Regions from separate parts of the Homo sapiens genome. Here region 2 is linked to region 1. A link is an interaction called in ENCODE POLR2A ChIA-PET data of the cell type or tissue named here. Cell type or tissue: K562. All regions are shown on one strand. Links, peaks and the distances in the headings refer to the core of each region. The heading gives the core; the rest is flanking DNA.

The links. Peaks named below come from ENCODE experiments on the same cell type or tissue, not always from the same donor. Only the 100,000 strongest peaks of a DNase experiment are listed, where the experiment ranks them.
Region 2: POLR2A ChIA-PET joins it to region 1 with 6 read pairs; 9 of 35 experiments call an interaction of 5 or more read pairs at or near these places.

The regions. Positions count from the first base shown.
Region 1 is chr11:75,533,008-75,535,918 of GRCh38, reverse strand. No RefSeq gene overlaps it. Among named protein-coding and RNA genes, the nearest start is that of GDPD5, 8.5 kb to the right of the region's middle. RefSeq lists a cis regulatory region at 509-1,695. In K562, for the core only: a CTCF peak has its summit at 1,182; DNase peaks (open chromatin) are centred at 748 and 1,258; H3K4me3 peaks cover 537 bases.
Region 2 is chr11:75,421,544-75,424,454 of GRCh38, reverse strand. KLHL35 (kelch like family member 35) reads left to right here. Exons shown (of 7, transcript NM_001039548.3): 6 at 575-763; 7 at 1,687-2,061. The coding sequence ends at 1,875. It also overlaps a transcript of RPS3 not described here. Among named protein-coding and RNA genes, the nearest start is that of KLHL35, 10 kb to the left of the region's middle. In K562, for the core only: no CTCF peak of the experiment used is centred there; a DNase peak (open chromatin) is centred at 1,674.

The sequences.
Region 1 (2,911 bases), core at 314-2,813:
CAAAGTGCTGGGCTTATAGGCGTGAGCCACCATGCCTGGCCTCCAGTAGCTTTAGAATTCCCTTCCCTGCATCTCTGTGACTGACGGGCTATAGGGGGTGATGTCTAGGATGTTGGGATCTGTCACAGAGATGGAGAATACTGAAGGAGCGGCTTTAGGGGGAATCGATGCAGTTTTGGACAGCATAGGAAAACAGCCTGTTGTATAATAAGGGTGACGCTGTGTCCGGAATTGGAGGGTTCTTGGTCTCACTGACTTCAAGAATGAAGCCTCGGACCCTCGCGTTGAGTGTTACAGAAGAGAACCTGGTGTTGGGGGGCAGGGGTGCTGGGGGAAAGAAGAGAACCCGGGAGGAAGCAGTAGATGGCACTTTGAATTTATAAAATTTCATTTGGTAAAGTTAACAAAAATAAAGGGGTCTGTTTTTATTACTGATGTGGCACCCTTCTCTCCCCCACTAAACTGAACACTCCTCAAGGGGAGGGGGCAGGGTCTGATTGCATTTTGCATCTCTAGTGCCAGCCTCAGGTCTGGCATGGACTGGGCCCTCAGCACAGGTTCCTGGAACTGAGTTATTCTAGGAAGCCAGGGTTCCTATCACCACCCCCATGGTACTGGCTGGTTGGGGTATTTCTAATTTTCGGCCCTGAACAGTGCCCATGGGTGCCTCTTAAGCACATGATGAGAGGGGCAGGTGTCTTCTCTCAACTCTCCTCTTCCTTCCCCCTCCCCTGCTGCTCCTGGAGATAAGGAGGCCCCTCTGTTCTGAGAGGGTGTCAGGGCTATGTTTTGAAGGAAACTCTATCAACTTAACTGGTAGCTGTTCCCAACAGTGGAGGGGCTCAAAAAAAAAGAGCGCCAGTAGGGAGGGGACCCACCTGCATGGGTCCTTCAGTGGCCTCACCTTCAGGGGATAAAACCACAGTGTGAAAGTGTAAAAATGTTTAGTACTTACACACCCTGGAGGGCACAACAGAGGTGTCTCTGTCTCTCTCTCACACACGGACACACACACACACACACACACACACACACGTCAGGGAGTGCAGGCAGGAAGAGACAAGACCCATGGGCCACTGCCTATATTGGGTCGAGGGTGTCCAGCTTTCCCTCAGGGAGCTTTAATTGGTAGGTTTAAAGCAAGCAGGCACTAGTTCCAGTTGGTCACACTGTGACTGAGAGGTGGTCACTTCCAGTTGACAAGCTCATGTCTGAATGGTCCGTTTAAAGGAGAGAGCGGGAAGGCCAGGAGCCAGCCTGCTAGGTGGGAGAGAAGCCTCTAAGTTTTATCTCCAGCCACCAGCTGGAGCCATTCGGGTGGGGCATAGTATTGGAAACTGTGTCAAGGGTGACTGAGCCCTGCTTCTGGTATGAGAACGTTAAATTAAAACATGAATGCCAAGTACAGACCCTGCTGGGGAAGTCTGCAAGGTCAAAACTCTTTTCATAATGAGACTAAGGCATCATTTGCCTTTTTTGCTGGGTTGACATTTCCCTGACGGTGCAAAAGCCAACGTGGCGGCCTCCAATGCGATGTACAGGAAGTCATCGCATTTTTCACTGCCACGCCCTCATAGGAAAACACTGCCAACATCGACCAGGAAAGTCTTTGATGCAGCAATAAAAATGATCCCATTCACAATATACTGGTCCTTGAGTATACATCTTTTTAATATTCTGGGAAGCAACATAGAGCACTTCTGCCATATCCGATGCAGCACAATGGTTGTCTCCAGAAAAGCATTTGCACTTGTTTGAACTGTGAGCTTAACTAGTCACTTTTTTTTTTTCATGGAACACCATTTTGACCTGAAAGAAATACTGACAGATAAATTATGCTTATGCAGACTTGAGTCTCTGGCAGACATTTTCTCAAGAATGAATAAAATGAATCTGTCATTTCACAGCAAACTGACAGTATTTATTGCTAATGATGAAACCCAAGCTCAAGTGAAAATTGGAATTTTAGAAACCTTGTGTTCACCACTGTGACCTTGGCAGCTTCCCAATACTTAAAGACTTCTCTGATGAGATCGGTGTTGATATTAACTAATGTGATTTTTAAAACATAGTATACTAATATTTGTCAATATTTGAAAGACCTGCATAACTTGGTGAACCATTTTTTTCCAAACAGCCAGTGCATTAAGTTATAACATCATGCTTGGGCAAAAGATATATCCAAAATGCGAAAGAGTCTAATGTATTTTAATGTAATTGAACATAAAAATTTCATTGATAGGATTTCAGATTTTTTTTTTTTTTTTTGAGACTGAGTGCAGTGGCAGAATCTTGGCTCACTGCAACCTCCGCCTCCCGGGTTCAAGAGATTCTCCTGCCTCAGCCTCCCGAGCAGCTGGGACTACAGGCAGGCGCCACCATGCCCAGCTAATTTTTGTATTTTTAGTAGAGACGGGGTTTCACCATATTGGCCAAGCTGGTCTCGAACTCCTGACCTCGTGATCCACCCACCTCAGCCTCCCAAAGTGCTGGGATTACAGGCATGAGCCACTGCGCCCGGCTAGATTTCAGATTCTAATCACAACTAACCTTCAAAAAAAAAAAACAGCACTTGTCAAGTTTTGGCTAGTATCAAAAAAGAATAGCCAGGCTCAGTAGTTCACACCTGTAATCCCAGCACTTAGGGAAGCTGAGGCAGGAGGATTGCTTGAGGCCAGGAAAAGACCAGCCTGGGCAACATAGTGAGACCCCATCTGTACCAAAAAAAAGAAAAATGAGCTGAGTGTGGTGGTGAGTACCTGTAGTCCTTGCTACTTGGGAGGCTGAGGTGAAAGGATCACTTGAGCCCAAGAGTTTGAGGTTACAGTGAGCTATGATCATGCCACTGCACTCCAGCCTGGCCAACAGAGCAAGATCCTGCCTCTAAAAAATAAAAAAAAGAATAGCCACA
Region 2 (2,911 bases), core at 242-2,741, 110 kb after region 1:
TGGACAGCTGTAGAAATAGGGCTGCAAGACACCTCAGCTAGAATCTAATGACCTGAGAGCACCAGGAAAAGAGAAGGGAGTTGACAGTGTATGCAGCTAGGAACACATCCCCGTCGGGGGTCTGCTCTGAGGACCCTCTATAACCCTAAAGCAGACAGTACCTCTCCCAGCTCAGTATGATGTGCTCTATGATTAATCTAACATGAGGCGACTGTGTTCTCCATCAAAGGAGAGACTGTTCCTGTGTGTGTGTGTTGAGGGGTGAGGGGAGGGGGGAACACCAGGGAGACCTTTAAGGATGGGGTGGCATTTGAGCAGGACCTCGAAAGATGAGGAGGCTTTTGACAAAGGGAGTCCAGAGGCAGAGGACAGAACATAGAACTAGATGAAGAGCCCTTGAGGGCAGGGACGGTGGACCTCCCCCTCCCTCCCAGATGCTGGCTCAGGCCTGGTGGACACTGGCAAATGTCGTTTTGAATGAGTGCCCCCGGGGGGAGAGGTGGCAGCATGTGGGCGGTGGGGCATTTGTTGGGGGGGGCGGTGAGTCTTCACCACTGCTGCTCTTGCCCCTCAGGTGCAGTGCTTTGACCCCAAGGAGGACCGGTGGAGCCTGCGGTCACCAGCACCCTTCTCACAGCGGTGTCTCGAGGCTGTCTCCCTTGAGGACACCATCTATGTCATGGGGGGTCTCATGAGCAAAATCTTCACCTATGATCCAGGCACAGATGTGTGGGGGGAGGCAGCTGTCCTCCCCAGCCCTGTGGTAAGTGGAGGCTTCAAGGCAGGAGAGCGGAACCCGCTTCTAAGGCTCTGGATCTTGGAGCTTGTGAATCTTGTGACTCCATCCTAGGTGGTTTTATTATACATCACTCTCTAGCTCATCCTCACAGTGATAGTGAACCATGCATTTCACAGATGAGGAGACTGGCCTTAGAGAGGTTCAGCACCTGGCCCAGGCCAACAACTAGGCCCTGTTAAGGCAGAGCCTAGAACCCTGCAGTCCCAAGTGCTATAGCTTTGAGTGGGGATTTGGTCCAAATGACCCTGTGGTCTCTCCTGCCCCGAAGGCCACTGCTAGTAACCAATCATGAGGTAAGATGTGGGGAAGGGAGTTGCTAAGGTCTGCTCTAGTGATATCAGAGCAGGGAGGCCCAAGTCCTGGAAGCTCTGGCCCCTGCAATTCCCTGCCTCCCCTACCTTCTTCTCCATCCCCTGAAACTCCAGAGACTACACAGATATGGTTGGACTGGAGGTCTCTGCCAGTTCTGACCTTTGGTGACCTTAGAGGTGAGATTTCTGGCTTGAGTCTGAGATTCTAAGATGGCGGCAGTCGAGATTATTGTTATTGGTGTGCTTACCACATTCCAGGCTCTATGTAAAATGCTTTATATGCTTAACTTCCATTAACTGTTAAGGGAACCCTGTGAAGAAGGCACTTTAGTTCTTCTCCCTTTGCCGATGAGGAAACTGAGGTCCAGAGAGGTTAAGTGACTTGCCTAACGCCATTCACTGAATAAGGGTCAAGCTAGAGCTGGAACTCAGGTCCATCCAGTTTCCTGCCTCTCTACAGTCCAGATTGCCTGTTCACAGTCTGTGGGTCAAGGTTCTATTATCTGGCCTGGCCAGGCAGGGACAGAGGAAGCCCCAGGCTGGACCTGATAGTTGTCTTTCTGTTTGTCCACCCAGGAAAGCTGTGGAGTCACTGTGTGTGACGGGAAGGTCCACATCCTTGGCGGGCGGGATGATCGCGGAGAAAGCACCGATAAGGTCTTCACCTTTGACCCCAGCAGTGGGCAGGTGGAGGTCCAGCCATCCCTGCAGCGCTGCACCAGCTCCCACGGCTGTGTCACCATCATCCAGAGCTTGGGCAGGTGATTCAGATTTGGACAGCCTGAGCCAGGAGGCGGAGAGGCAGGCGGAGCTCAGATGCACACTCTGCTCCCTCATGGCACCTCCACGCAAACAGCCCTTAACTTAATGGTCCCTTTTCTTGTATAAATAAAATCTTGTTGGGTCTGTGTTCCAGCTGCAGTCTGCCCTGCCTGGAGATGGAATGTCTAATATTTGCTCCCTGTGTTTACTCTTGATGAAGCACTTTTATACCATTGCAGTCTGTCTGGGCTACTATCACAAAACACCTTAGACTGGGTGATTTATAGACAACAGAAATTTATTTCTCACAGTTCTGAAGGCTGGAAAGTGCCAGATCAGGTGGCCAGCAGATCTGGTGTTTGATGAGGGCTCTCTGCTTCCTAAATAATGTTTTCTTGCTGAGTCTTCACATGGGAGAGGGAGGCCAGGCAACTCCCTCCAACCTCTCCTATAAGGCTCTAATCTCATTCATGAGGGTTCCACCCTCATTCCCTAAGCAATTTAATGCCTTCCCAAAGGCCCCACCTCTTACTACGATCGCTTTGGGTATTGGGTTCTGACACATACATTACCTCATTTACTTTCAAAATAGTAGTGTGGGCATTTTTAAAAACTATAAAATATTTCATGCATAAAAAACACACACTATATATATTAACAGTTAAAGAATAAAATGTCTGCTTCCCACCACTTAGAAAGAGATGGTTACAAACACCTCTGCAGGCTCGCGTCTGTTCCCAAACACATCCTTTCCCACACTCATCCCAGACAAAGTTACTGTCCTTAAATTTGAGATTATCAGGACTCACTGCTAGGAGCTGGAGACAAGCAGCGGGCTCCCCACTCATGGAAGAGGCTGAAACAAAACAAAAACAGTTATGGATCCCTGAACAACTACGGAGTGGAGGCTCACAGCAAACTGCAGGCCCAGGGTGGGGGCACCGTAGCCATGGGCCTCTGAGAAGCCAGTCACCCTGGCTCTGCACCTGAATCTGTCAGGTGTCCAACGTCAATGGGGGCACAAGCCCCTGATGTCATT